Linked DNA regions of Homo sapiens: region 2 is linked to region 1. A link is a loop called in an ENCODE intact Hi-C map of the cell type or tissue named here. Cell type or tissue: psoas muscle. All regions are shown on one strand. Each heading gives the region's core, and the rest is flanking DNA. Links, peaks and the distances in the headings are about the cores only.

Evidence for each region. Hi-C counts contacts between places; a loop is a spot of excess contacts. Peaks named below come from ENCODE experiments on the same cell type or tissue, not always from the same donor. Only the 100,000 strongest peaks of a DNase experiment are listed, where the experiment ranks them.
Region 2: a loop joins it to region 1, with 5 times the contacts of the local background. A loop is called at or near these places in 1 of 110 quality-filtered maps.

The regions. Positions count from the first base shown.
Region 1 is chr17:60,979,165-60,986,953 of GRCh38, reverse strand. All of the region lies in intron 14 of BCAS3 (BCAS3 microtubule associated cell migration factor), which reads right to left. Among named protein-coding and RNA genes, the nearest start is that of BCAS3-AS1, 150 kb to the left of the region's middle. In psoas muscle, for the core only: no CTCF peak of the experiment used is centred there; no DNase peak of the experiment used is centred there.
Region 2 is chr17:60,788,801-60,796,589 of GRCh38, reverse strand. The region is part of intron 6 of BCAS3 (BCAS3 microtubule associated cell migration factor); the gene reads right to left. Among named protein-coding and RNA genes, the nearest start is that of BCAS3, 110 kb to the right of the region's middle. In psoas muscle, for the core only: no CTCF peak of the experiment used is centred there; a DNase peak (open chromatin) is centred at 4,179; H3K27ac peaks cover 399 bases.

The DNA.
Region 1 (7,789 bases), core at 1,965-5,964:
AAACTACTGCAAGAAAACATTTTGGGAAACTCCTGAACATTGAAACTGGGCAAAGATTTCTTGAGTATTACCCTACAAGCACAGACAGCCAAAGCAAAAATAGACAAATGGGATCATGTCAAGTTAAAAAAGATTTTGAACAGCAAAGGAAACAATCGACAAAGTGATAACCCGAAGATTGGGAGAAAATATTTATAAACTGTCCATCTGACAAGGGATTAACAACTAGAAAAGAGCCCAAACAACTCAACAGGAAAAAATCTAACAATCCTATTTTAAAATGGGCAAAAGATATGAATAGATTTTCTCAAAAGACATACAAATGGCAAACAAGTATACAAAAATGTGCTCAACATCAATAATCATTACAGAAATGAAAATCAAAACTACAATGAGATATCATCTCCCTCAAGTTTAAAAAAAGGCTTTTATCCAAAAGACAGGTAATAGCAAACGATGGCAAGGATGTGGAGAAAAGGGAACCCTCATACACTATTGGTGGGAATGTAAATTAATACAACCACTATGGAGAACAATTTGGAGGTTCCTGAAAAAACTACAACTAGAGCTACCGTATGATCCAGCAATTCCCCTGCTAGGTATATACTCGAAAGAAAGGAAATCAGTATATCAAAGAGATATCTGCACTCCCATGTTTATTGCAGCATTATTCACAATAGCCAAGATGTGGAAGCAACCTAAGGACCCATCAACAGATGAATGGATAAAGAAAATATGGTATATATACGCAATGGAGTACTATTTAGCCATAAAAAGAAAGAATAATATCCTGTCATTTGCAACAACATGGACAGAACTGGAGGTTATTATGTTAAGTGAAATAAGCCACTTACAGAAAGACAAACTTTGCATGTTCTCACTTATTTGTGGGATCTAAAACGTAAAACAAGGAACTTGGCCAGGCATGGTAGCTTAGGCCTGTAATCCCAGCAGTTTGGGAGGCCAAGGCAGGCAGATCACTTGAGGTCAGGAGTTCAAGACCAGCCTGGTCAACATGGTGAAACCCTGTTTCTACTAAAAATACAAAAATTAGCCTGGTGTGTTGGCGTGCGCCTGTAATTCCAGCTACTTGGGAGACTGAGGTGGAAGAAACTCTTGAACCCAGGAGGTGGAGGTTGCAGTGAGCTGAGATCGTGCCACTGAACTCCAGGCTGGGCGACAGAGCGAAACTCCATCTCAATCAATCAATCAATAAAACAAAATAATAAACTCATGGAGATAGAGAGTAGAAGGATGTTTACGAGAGGCTGGAAAGGGTAGTGGAGGGAGGAGGGGGGAGTAGGGATGGCTAATGGGTACGAAAAATAGAAAGAATGGATAATATCTGGTATTTGATAGCACAACAGGGTGACTGTAGTCAATAATAATTTAATTCTACATTTTTAAATAGAATAAATAAGACCTACTATTTGATAGCACAATAAGGTGACTATAGTCAATAATAACTTAATCATATATTTTTAAATAACTTAAAGAATATAATTGGGACCAGGTGTGACAGCTCACACCCATAATCCCAGAACTTTGGAAGGCCAAGACGGGTGGATCACCTGAGATCAGGAGTTTGAGACCAGCCTGGCCAATATGGTGAAACCCTGTCTCTACTAAAAATACAAAAAATTAGCCAGGCATAGTGGCGCATGCCTGTACTTCCAGCTACTGGGGAGGCTGAGGCAGGAGAATCACTTGAACCCTGGAGGCAGAAGTTGCAGTGAACTGAGATCATGCCACTGCACTCCCACCTGGGCAGCAAGAGTGAAACTCTGTCTCAAAAAAAAAAAAAAAAAAAAAGAATACAGTTGAATCGTTTATAACTCAAATGGATAAATGCTTGAGGAGATGGGTACCCCATTCTTCACTATGCACTTATTTGACATTGTATGCCCGTATTAAAACAAAACTTTTTTTTTTTTTTTTTTTTTTGAGATGGAGTCTCACTCTGTCACCCAGGCTAGAGTGCAGTGGTGCAATCTCGGCTCACTGCAACCTCTGTCTCCTGGGTTCAAGTGATTCTCCTGCCTCAGCCTCCCAAATAGCTGGGATTACAGGCATGCACCACCACGCCCATCTAATTTTTGTATTTGTAGTAGAGATGGGGTTTCACCATCTTGGCCAGGCTGGTCTCAAACTCCTGACCTCAGGTGATCTGCCCACTTTGGCCTCCCAAAATGCTGGGATTACAGGCGTGAGCCACTGTGCCTGGATAAAACAAAACATTTCATGTACTCTACAAATATATATAACTACCTACTATGTACCCACAAAAAATTTTTTTAAATAATTAAAAGAGTGTAATTGGACTGTTTGTAACACAGAGGATACATGCTTGAGGTGATGGATACCCCAATTACCCTGATGTGATTATTATGTACTATATGCCTGTATCAAAATATTTCAAGTACTCCATAAATATACATAACTACTATGTACCCACAAAAATTAAAAATTAAAAAAAAGCTGTATATATACATATCTATGTGCATGAGGCATATTAGCTTCATTATAATAACATGAATTAGGTAAAAGTCCCCAAGTGGTCAGAGAAACACTTTTCAGTGTATTAGGTCTTCAAATAAGACTACATATTTCAGAAACGCACCACAAACAAAAGCTCTAGGTAGCCATCAAAGTACAAGTTTCTAATAGAGCCTGGAATCTTTTAAATAAAAAAGAAATTTTAGTCTTATGTATCAAGACAAGATACTTCATTGCTAGAAAACTGCTACACAAACATCATCAGTACATGAACAAACTCAAAATTCAACCACATGCCTGCCAATCTCGACTATTGTGACACATCCAAATGACACATTAATGATATAATTAAAGACTGTCCTAAAAGCTGAGAAATTTAACTCCCAACAATTCCAGCATTTCAGATAAATAGTTATTCCAGAAGTGTTTAACCTCTGTAGCTTGCCTACGATTATGTTCAGCTTAACTGACTTTTCTGAATAGATCAGGGGTCCTATTAAAAGAAAGGATGAAAGTCGTAGAAAAGCAAGAGGAAGGGAAAAGCAGGACGAACAAAGGTGTAAACAGAAGAAGTAAGAGAAAAGAAATATAGTACCGGAAGAAATTAATATCATAATATGAAATGCATTTTCACATGACAGAGTCAACTATATAAAGAAAGGCATCCTTAGATTTATCATTGAGCAATTTATGTTCCAGCCACAGTGAAATTGAACTATGTTATCTAACATCTTTTTCCAAAACACTTATAATCAAGACCACTTCCTGGTCTGTCAATAAAAAGGAGTTTCTTTCTTTCATTTTTAGACTACTCAGGATATAGAGGTGGTGTTAGTAACAGTATCAAGGCAGGAAGACAGAATTCCACCTAATGCTTTTTTAGAAAACTGCTAATAGAGAAGTGATTCTGCTCTATGACCTTGAAGACATATCAGCATATATAAATGAGCAGAGAAGGACTGCTAAAGATACTAGCTGTCAAAATAAGTAGGGAAAGTTTAATCCTTTAAATAACATTACAGAGGATAACAAGTTGCCTATCCACAAGATGTAAAATAATATAACTGTTGCTATTAGTTAACTAGCTGGACGGTTTTTCAGACATTATTAAAAATGAAAAAAACCTGTAAAAATGGAAAACTAGTAATAAGGTGATGACATTATCTGCATGATTTTTGGACCTCAATTATGGAATGTTATTTGTAATTAACATATTCTCATCACAAAAAGAAGAGCTAGATAGGAGTCGAGTCGCATTACTGATTTAATTCTACAGCACTAAATATCATGAATATCATGACAAATAACATTTACCATGTACAGATTAGGCAACCGTGGTAACAAATAATAAACAAGTACAGGTACCACTCACTATTCAAACCCCTGCTCTCAAATTTAGGACACAAACATATTTATATATTTTTTTCTTTAAGACACTCACTAGTCAATATTTTAAACTCAGGAACTAAGCAGATGTGAATAGCAAGAGATAAAGTATATGTGCTCCTGGTTGGCCACATTTCAGAATCCTATAGAACTGACACAGAAAATGTTTGTGGACATGAGAGAAGTGGAGGTTTTTTTTAGAACTGGGTTCAGTAAACTTTTTCTGTAAAGGACCAGATAATAAATTTTAGGCCTTGAAGACAAGAAAGCAAAATCAAAGGTACCATGTAGTTGTTGTTTATAACAAGAGAAAAACCAAATTTTGACAAAATTTTTGTTGATGCAATTCAAAATATAATAATTCAATATAGTTTTTTGTAATATAGATCTACAATGAGAAGAAAGACATTCTTTTTATGGGAATAATCTTTTGCTCAGTTGAAATTCAAAGTTAGTGTTATTAGATTCTCCACAGTAGAGAGAGGAAAAACTAAAGAAAGTCTTCCCTTAAGAAAAATCCATACAAGACATGAGTTAAGAACATGAGACCAATGAAATTAAGATACTTTATTTTTAAGGTACTTTAAAGAATTCAATAGCAAGCGAGGCGCAATGATGCACTTGTAGCTCCAGCTACTCAGGAGGCTAAGGTAGAAGGATCGCTTAAGCCCAGGAGTTATGAGGCTGCAGTGAGTTATGACTGTGCCACTGTACTCTAGCTTGGGCAACAGAGTGAGACCCCCAATCTGTAAAATAAATTAATTAATTTAAAAAATATGGATTATCTGCTTAAAAGAAGAAAAATGACATTCAATAGCAAGCAGATATTTTGTTTATTTTGTTTTCAAGGTAGAATATAGCTATATATAATAAAATAATGAACATAAATACAGAAAATAACTTTGGTATTTTAAAAAAATCACACACACATAAATCCCACAACTATTTCTCATTATCTTGGAACACATCCTTCTTTCAGGCAACTCTTAATGCAAATATACAGTATATCTATCCATTTATATATATTACATAACTACATATACACATTTGTGCATACACATATAATTTCTTTTCAGATTAGATTTAAAATACCAATTTGAAATGAAACAATCTACAAAGTTTAATATTATAGAAGATTATGAAAATACATGGAAACAGTACTATAAATATAAAGCCATATATAAGCTTTACCTAGAGGCAATATATCACAGTAAATATATCTACTACTTACAAGCTATATGGCCATATGAAAGTTAATTACCAGCTCTGTGCCTTGAGATTCTTCATTTGCAAAACAGGAATAATTATGCCAATTTCATAGGGTTGTTGGGTATGAGTTACTGCATACAGCACTTAGAACAGTGCCTAGCACTTAATAAGCACTATACAAAGATGTTTGCTATTATTATTATTGTCCTCATAAAAATACATTGCAACTCTGTCCAAATGTCTGTTTTCACTGCTATCAACATACTGCTATCACTCTTGTGGCTGGGCACAGTGGCTCACGTAGGTAATCCTAGCACTTTGGAAAGCCAAGGCAGGCAGATCACTTGAGGTAAGGGGTTCCAGACCAGCCTGGCCAACATGGTGAAACCCTGTCTCTACTAAAAATACAAAAATTAGCTGGGTGTGGTGGCACATGCCTGTAATCCCAGCTACTAGGGAGGCTGAGGCAGGAGAATTGCTTGAACCTGGGAGGAGGCAGAGGCTGCAGTGAGCCAAGATCATGCCACTGCACTCCAGCCTGGGTGACAGAGCGAGACCCTGTCTCAAGAAAAAAAAAAAATACACTTAAAACACTATCATCTACAAGGTTACTATATTAGTCTCTTACTTGGACTCTTAATCGAGATCACCTATAAGCAACCCAAGTCAAAGTAGACAAATCATACTTCTTCAACATTAAAAACTTTGCATGTACAAAGAATACATTGGCTGGGCATGGTAGCTCATGCCTATAATCCCAGCACTTTGGGAGGGGGAAGTGGGAGGACTGCTGGAGGCCAGGAGTTCAAGGCCAGCCTGTGCAACATAGCAAGGACCTGTCTCTACAAAAAATAAAAACACATTAGCCTGGCATGGTGGCACATGCCTGTAGTTCCAGCTACTTAAGAGGCTAGGGTGGGAGAATCGCTTCAGCCCAGGAGCTTGAAGCTGCAGTGAGCCATACTGGTGCCACTGCATGCCAGCAGTGTGAAAACCTGCCTCCAAAATAAATAAATAAATAAATAAAGGTCAGGTACAGTGGCTCCTGTCTATAATCCCAACACTTTGGGAGCCTGAGCTGGGCAGATCACTTGACCCCACAAGTTCAAGACTAGACTGGGCAACATGGTGAAACCCTGTCTCTGCAAAAAAAATAGAAAAATTAGCTGGGCATACTGGTGTGCGCCTGTAGTCCCAGCTACTCAGGAGGCCGAGGTGGGAGTATTGCTTGAGCCCAGGGAGGTCAAGATTGGTGTGAGCTGTGATTGCAGCACTGCATTTTACCCTGGGAGACAGAGTGAGACCCTGTTTCAAAAAAAAAAAAAAAAAAGAATACCATTAAGAAAGTTAAAAAAGCCATAAAATGAATGAGGGAAAGTATTTGCAAATAATACATCTGATAAATAAAGGACTGGGACAAATATTTCTCCAAAGAAGATAAACAAATGGCCAATAGCATATGAAAAGACTCTCAACATCATTAGTCATTAAGGACATGCAAATAAAAACCACAATGAGATACCACTTCATACCGAAAAGAATGGCTAAAATAAAAAAAGATGATAAGTTTTGGTGAGGATGTGTAGAAACTGAAACACTCAAATTTCCATAGGGGAAATATAAATGGTGTAGCCACTTAGAAAGTGCTTCCGCCCAGAAGTTTAATCTCTGAATAGACCAATAACAGGATCTGAAATTGTGGCAATAATCAATAGCTTACCAACCAAAAAGAGTCCAGGACCAGATGGATTCACAGCCGAATTCTACCAGAGGTACAAGGAGGAACTGGTACCATTCCCTCTGAAACTATTCCAATCAATAGAAAAAGAGGGAATCCTCCCTAACTCATTTTATGAGGCCAGCATCATCCTGATACCAAAGCCGGGCAAATACACAACCAAAAAAGAGAATTTTAGACCAATATCCTTGATGAACATTGATGCAAAAATCCTCAATAAAATACTGGCAAACCGAATCCAGCAGCACATCAAAAAGCTTATCCACCATGATCAAGTGGGCTTCATCCCTGGGATGCAAGGCTGGTTCAACATACGCAAATCAGTAAACATAATCCATCACATAAACAGAACCAAAGACAAAAACCACGTGATTATCTCAATAGATGCAGAAAAGGCCTCTGACAAAATTCAACAACCCTTCATGCTAAAAACTCTCAATAAGTTAGGTATTGATGGGACGTATTTCAAAATAATAAGAGCTATCTATGACAAACCCACAGCCAATATCATACTGAATGGGCAAAAACTGGAAGCATTCCCTTTGAAAACTGGCACAAGACAGGGATGCCCTCTCTCACCACTCCTATTCAACATAGTGTTGGAAGTTCTGGCCAGGGCAATTAGGCAAGAGAAGGAAATAAAGGTGTATTCAAGAGGAAGTCAAATTGTCCCTGTTTGCAGACGACATGATTGTATATCTAGAAAACCCCATTGTCTCAGCCCAAAATCTCCTTAAGCTGATAAGCAACTTCAGCAAAGTCTCAGGATACAAAATCAATGTGCAAAAATCACAAGCATTCTTATACACCAACAACAGACAAACAGAGAGCCAAATCATGAGTGAACTCCCATTCACAATTGCTTCAAAGAGAATAAAATACCTAGGAATACAACTTACAAGGGATGTGAAGGACCTCTTCAAGGAGAACTACAAACCACTGCTCGAGGAAATAAAAGAG
Region 2 (7,789 bases), core at 2,300-6,299, 190 kb after region 1:
CTCACTAGGAAATGAAACAGGAGATATTACAACTGACACAAAATACAAATGATCATCCAAGACTACTATGAACACCTTTATGCACGTAAACTAGAAAACCTAGAAGAGACGGATAAATTCCTGGAAAAATACAACCTAGCTTAAACCAAGAAGAATTAGACACCCTCAACAGGCCAATAACAAGCAGCAAGACTGAAATGGTAATTTTATAAATTACCAACAAAAAAAAGTCCAGGACCAGACGGATTCACAGCAGAATTCCAGTAGACATTCAAAGAATTGGTACCAATCATTCTGACACTATTCCACAAGATAGAGAAAGGAGGAACCCTCCCTAATTCATTCTATGAAGCCAGCATTACCCTAATACCAAAACCAGGGAAGGATAAAACCAAACAAGAAAATTACAGACCCATGCCCTTGATGAACACAGATGCTAAAATCCTTAACAAAATACTAGCTAACCGAATCCAACAACATATCAAAAAGATATTTCACCATGATCAAGTGGGTTTCATATCAGGGATGCAGGGATGGTTTAACATACGTGAGTCAATAAAAGTGACACACCACATAGACCAAATTAAAAACAAAAATCACGGCAGGGAGTGGTGGCTCACACCTGTAATCCCAACACTTTGGGAGGCCGAGGTGGGTGGATCACTTGAGGTCAGGAGTTCGAGAGCAGCCTGGCCAACATGGTGAAACCCTGTCTCTACTAAAAACACAAAAATTAGCCAGGTGTGGTGGCGCATGCCTGTAATCCCAGCTACTCAGGAGGCTGAGGCACAAGAATCTCTTGAACCCAGGAGGCGGAGGCTACAGGGAGCCAAGATTACAGCACTGCACTCCAGCCTGGGCAACACAGCGAGACTCCGCCAAACAAACAAACAAACAAGCAAACAAAATCACATGCTCATCTCAATAGATGCAGAAAAAGCATTCAACAAAATCCAGCACCCCTTTATGATTAGAACTCTTGGCAAAATCATCATACAAGGGACATGCCTTAATGTAATAAAAGCCAACCATAACAAACCCACAGCCAACATAATACTGAATGGGGAAAAGTTGAAAGCATTCCCTCTGAGAACTGGAACAAGATAAGGATGCCCACTTTCACCACTCCTCTTCAACATAGTACTGGAAGTCCTAGCCAGAGCAATCAGACGAGAGAAAAAAATAAAGAGCATCCAAATCAGTGAAGAGGAATCAAACTGTCACTGTTTGCTGACAATATGATCATTTACCTTGAAAACCCTAATGACTCCTACAGAAAGCTCCTAGAACTGATGAAAGAATTCAGCAAAGTTTCCGGATATAAAATTAATATACACAAATCAGTAGTTCTTCTATACACCAACAGCGACCAAGAAGAGAATGAAATCAAGAACTCAAGCCCTTTTATAATAGCTGCAAAAATAAAAATAAAATAAAATACTTAGGAATATACATAACCAAGGACTCAAAAGACCTCTACAAGGAAAACTACAAAACACTGCTGAAAGAAATCACAGATGACAAAAACAAATGGAGACATATCCCATGCTCACGCTCGCAGATGGGTAGAATCAATATTGTGAAAATGACCATACTACCAAAAGCAATCTACAAATTCAATGCAATCCCCATCAAAATACCACCATCACTCTTCACAGAATTAGAAAAAACAATTCTAAAATTCATATGGAACCAAAAAAGAGCCCATATAGCCAAAGCAAGACTAAGCAAAAAGAACCAATCTGGAGGCCTCATACTACCTAATTTCAAACCATATTCTAAGGCCATAGTCACCAAAACAGTGTGGTACTTTATAAAAATAGGTACATAGACCAATGGAACAGAGTAGAGAACCCAGAAATAAACCCAAATACTTACAGTCAACTGATCTTCAACAAAGCAAACAAAAACATAAAGTGGGGAAAGGACACCCTTTTCAACAAATGGTGCTGGGATAATTGGCTAGCCACCTGTAGGAGAATGAAACTGGATCCTCACCTCTCACCTTATGCAAAAATCAACCCAAGATGGACTAAGGACTTAAACCTAAGACCTGAAACTATAAAAATTCTAGGAGATAACATTGGAAAAACCCTTCTAGACATTGCCTTAGGCAAGATATCATGACCAAGAACCCAAAAGCAAATGCAATAAAAACACAGATAAATAGCTAGGACATAATTAAACTAAAGAGCTTTCGCATAGCAAAAGGAACAGTCAGAAAAGCAAATAGACAATCCATAGAGTGGGAGAAAATTTTCACGATCTACACATCTGACAAAGGGCTAATATCCAGAATCTACAACGAACTCAAACCAATTAGTAAGAAAAAAACAATCCCATCAAAAAGTAGGCTAAGGACATGAATAGACAGTTCTCAAAAGAAGATAGACAAGTGACCAAAAAACATATGAAAAAATGCTCAATACCACTAATGATCAGGGAAATGCAAGTCAAAACCACAAAGCAGTATCACCTTACTCCAGCAAGAATGGCCATAATCAAAAAATCAAAAAACAGTAGATGTTGGTGTGGATGCGGCGATCAGGGAACACTTCTACACTGCTGGTGGGAATGTAAACTAGTACAGCCACTAGGGAAAACAGTGTGGAGATTCCTTAAAGAACTAAAAGTAGAACGACCATTTGATCCAGCATCTCACTATGGGTATCTACCCAGAGGAAAAGAAGTCATTATTCAAAAAAGATACTTACACACACATGTTTATAGCAGCACAGTTCACAATTGCAAAATCATGGAGCCAACCCAAATGCCCATCAATCAACAAGTGGATAAGAAACTCTGGTGTGTATATATATATATATGATGGAATATTCCTGAGCCATAAAAAGGAATGAACTAACAGCATTTGCAGTGACCTGGATGAGATTGGAGACTTTTATTCTAAGTGAAGTAACTTAGGAATGGAAAACCAACCATCATATGTTCTCACTAATATGTGGGAGCTAGGCTATGAGGACGCAAAGTCATATGAATGATGCAGTGGACTTTGGGGACTTGGGGGGAAAGTGAGATGGGGGCGATGGATAAAAGACTGCAAATATGGTGTAGTGTATACTGCTCAGGTGATGGGTGCATCAAAATCTCACAAATCACCACCAAAGAACTTACTCATGTAACCAAATACCACCTGTACCCCCAATAACTTATGGAAAAATAAAAAATAAAAATAAAGGCCAGGCACGGTGGCTCACACCTGTAATCCCAGCACTTTGGGAGGCTGAGGCGGGTGGACCAAGAGGTCAGAAGTTCAACACCAGCTTGGCCAAGATGGTGAAACCCCATCTCTACTAAAAACAAAAAAATTAGCAGGGCATGGTGGCAGGTGCCTGTAATCCCAGCTACTCGGGAGGCTGAGGCAGAGAACTGCTTGAACCCAGGAGGCAGAAGTTGCAGTGAGCAGAAATCGTGCCACTGCACTCCAGCCTGGGCGACAGAGTGAGACTCCATCTAAAAATAATTAATTAATTAAAAATTTAAAAATAAAAATAAAGAAGGAAATCCTGTCACATGCTACAACATGGATGAACCTTGAGAACATTATAAGTGAAATACACCAATCATAAAAAGATAAATATTACATGATTCCACTGAGATGAGATATCTAACACAGTCACACTAGGGTGGCAGAGGGGAAAAAATAAAAATAAAAAAATAAAGCAGTCACACTCATTGTTTTAGTCCAATTAGTGTTGCCATAACAGTATACCTGAGACTGGGTAGTCTAAAGAAAAGGGGTTTACTTGGCTCACACTTCTAGTGGCTGGAAAGTTCAATATTGAGCATCTGATGAGGGCTTCAGTCAGCTTCAACTCATAACACAAAGCAGAAGTGAGCCAGCATTTGCAGTGATCACATGCCAAACGGCTGGGGAGGTTCTTTTTAACAGCCAGATCTTCTGGAAACTAGAACTCACTCACTCCCTAGGGAGGGCATTAATCTATTCATGAGGGATCTGTCCCCATGATCCAAGTACCTTCACCAGGCCCCACTGTTACAGAATCCTTGAAGTGTCACTTCGCCAGCCGGAAACCTCTGTGGCCAGTAGCACTGCTGCCCAAGTTTCCCTCGGGGCCCACTGGGCCCACTCAGCCTGGCAGGCTGTGCTCTGCTCACACTACCAGGCTGGATCCCATGCCTGCCAAGGGCAAGCAGAGTGGTGAGGCATGTGTAAGCAAGCGAGCGGGGGGTTCACCCACTGCTGACAGCCAGGCATGCTGGCTATGGCAGGGCGGGCAGCTCGAGGTGCCAGCACGAGGCCCATGCACGAAGCTCCTGCCCTGCCAACTCAGAAGGTGGGGCTTCTGCCTGTTCCTGGCTTCCACCGGCTCCGTGGAGCATGCAGCCCAGGAGCAGCCACTGCCATGGCCACCACTGCCATCACCACCTCCCAACATTTCCAACATTGCCACAACGGGGATTTTTGTTTGTTTGTTTTTTGTTTTTGAGATGGAGTCTAGCTCCGTCGCCCAAGATGGAGTACAGTGGCACGATCTCGGCTCACTGCAACCTCCACCTCCCGGGTTCAAGCAATTCTCCTGCCTCGGCCTCCTGAGTAGCTGGGATAACAGGCGCTTGTCACCATGCCCAGCTAATTTTTGTATTTTTAGTAGAGATGGGGTTTCACTGTGTTGGCCAGGCTGGTCTTGAACTCCTAACCTCGTGATCTGCCCGCCTCAGCCCCCCAAAGTGCTGGGATTACAAGCGTGAGCCACTGCGCCCAGCCAGGGATCATATTTCAACATGACAAATATCCATGGATACATAAATACATAAAAAAGATAAACACTAATTTCAGGATAGGGATTTAACTCTTACGGGTTTAGGAAGAAGAAAATATTTGGAAAGTGTAGCCAGGGGACTTCAAAACTCTTTGTTTTATTTCTTAGGCTGGGTGATAAAAAGCATTTCTTGTGTCTGTTTTTCAGAGATGGGGTCTTGCTCTGTCACCTAGGCTGGACATCATAGCTCACTCCAGCCACTAACTCCTAGGCTCAAATGATACTTCCTCATCAGCCTCCCAGTCAGCTAGTACTACAGACATGCGCCGCCATGCCCAGCTAATTCTTTAATATTTTGTAGAGATAGAGGTCTCTCTCTGTGCCCAGGCTAGTCTTAAACTCCTGGCCTCAAGTGATTATCCCATTTCAGCCTCCCAAAGAGCTGGGATACAGACGTGAGTCACCACACCTGGTCAGTAGAAAGCATTTGTAACATTAACAATCCATGTTAATTGATCCCTCCAAAAATAATGAGGTCTAATCCAAAGAAGGAAAGGTTAATGGTAATATACTGAGATTGTGACTTAACTAATACTTTTTAACTGTGATTATAATAATTAAGACTGAAAATTAAGTTAAGACAAGTTCTATCATTTCTTAGACACCAGACTATAGTATCTACACCGGAGGTTTGAGCCCAGCAGTTTGAGGCTCTAGTGCTCTATGATTATACCTGTGAATAGCCACTGCACTCCAGCCTGGGCAATATAGCAAGATCTTCACCTCTAAAAGAAAAACAAAACTAAGGCCGAGTGCAGTGGCTCATGCCTGTAATCCCAGCACTTTGGGAGGTCGAGGCAGGTGGATCACCTGAGGTCAGGAGTTCAAGACCAGCCTGGCCAACATGGTGAAACCATCTCTAGTAAAAATACAAAAATTAGCCAGGCGTGGTGGTGCACGCCTGTAATCCTGGCTACTTGGGAGGCTGAGGTAGGAGAATTGCTTAAACCGGGGAGGCAGAGGCTGCAGTGAGCTGAGATCACACCACTGCACTCCAACCTGGACAACAGAGCAAGACTCTATCTCAAAAAAAAAAAAAAAAAAAAACCTACAAACACAACTAATGTTTATGAATAAAACTATAGTTATTTAAATATTTTAGAATTATATAATAATCAGTGCCTATATCTTTTAAACAAATCTGTGATAATGTAGTGAGAAAGCATCAAGAATAGGTTTGTTCAAACATAATTTACTGTACATGGTGTGCCATTACTCCTGCTAAACAAATCAGATTTCACAGTTAACAATATTACTTTTGATCCAAGCATAAGTTAAAAATTAACAGGCCCACAGTCCATAATATTTATGTTCCAAATTAATTATAACTGAACTTCCTCTATACAGAGCCAATTCTTCACTCCTACATATTTTGCCTTCACCTTTAACAATGGCTATTTTCCTTCTACTTCCTGGTCTTTCCAAGGTCTTTACAGTTTGTACCTGTATTATGCATATCAATTTGATATTTTGATCAATGAAACATCAAGTTTTTAAAATGCAAATAATACTGGCAAGAATGTTGTGATTGTTTTTCTCAAACCTGAATTGAAGAACTCCAGTAGTTTTCACTAACCTACTGAAGTATATCAGTCCAGCAAACTTTGCTCTCTAGATCAGGCACATAATACTTACTAAAAATTTATAAAGTTTATGGATAATCAAAGAAGCTAAAATTTTAAACTACAAAATAAAAGCCCTATACTGAGAATGGCAATAACTCCCAACACATTTACTAGAAAGTCCATGCAAGTAGAAAACACCACAATCTACAATAAACAAATACTAACTAAACTTCCAACTTTATATAAGGCAGACCATCCAGAAAAAAAAAATATTCTCATTTCAAGGTTAGAAAACAATGTAACAAAATCTTAATTTTCATTTAAATAATTTTATTGTGGATATCTTGAATAAAAGTGTCCACATAAAAATTCTACATCTCATGAACATTGTAGCTATTAACTTGTTTTTTCCTGCAGTATAAATAGCATGTACTCTTCATTCTTCATGATGCCTAATGGAGTCATCACCCTCCCATAACATAATCCTCCAAATTGCAGTGGATTAACTTTTTATATATAAAATTGTGTGTTTATTTGCATGTACAATAGAGAGAATGACGTTACACACACCTGTTCTACAGCATTTAACAGAATGTACCATGATGATTGAAATGAAAAGCGGCTAGCCAAATCCATCAAATATAAAAACTATTGCAATCCTGTTGCAAAGTCCTTTTGTTAAACTCCTTTTATGCTAAATCCTTTTAATTCTGTCCTATAACACTAAAACATTTATAAAAAGCTTAAAATCCTAATAAATCGCACAATTAAAGTAATGAAAATGGGCTTGCCCACCAAGTCACCAACTCCTCTCCCACGCAACAAAATTCAAAAGCGTTTCCTTGTCAGAAAATGTTAAATAATATCCCCCACCACACACACCATTGTAAACTCATTTAAACCAAAGGATTTAAGCTCAGAAATCAGCCTTAAGGATTTTTCAAGACATAAAATAGAAACAGCTTCTGCCTGGGTCCAAAAATAGACCCAGAGGCAAATAAAAATCCAACTGATAATGAAATATCTCAACTCTTCTCTTTTGATGTTAAGGATTATGTCTTCAATGTGAAGATTTTATGCAAAAGTATGCTGAAACTAATCAATTTTCACTGAGAAAAATATTTTCTAGAAGGATTCCATTGAACAACTAAATTTATCATTTAAACCATTTCCAAGTCTTCTGCTTCATTTTTTATTTTACTGAAATCATTTTTAAGATAGATTTGATTCAGTTAGTTTGTCCTTGTTGAGATTAACTTATATATTCACTCAATGTGAGCTTTCAAGGTATAGTCAAATTTTGCAAATCTAAATTTTATCCATAAAGTTTTATTCTATTGCCAATACATTTTATATGTAAATTTTTAGATTCTGTCAAGGTTGTTGTGCGCTACAAAATTCTATTTTCTTACCAAATTTTCT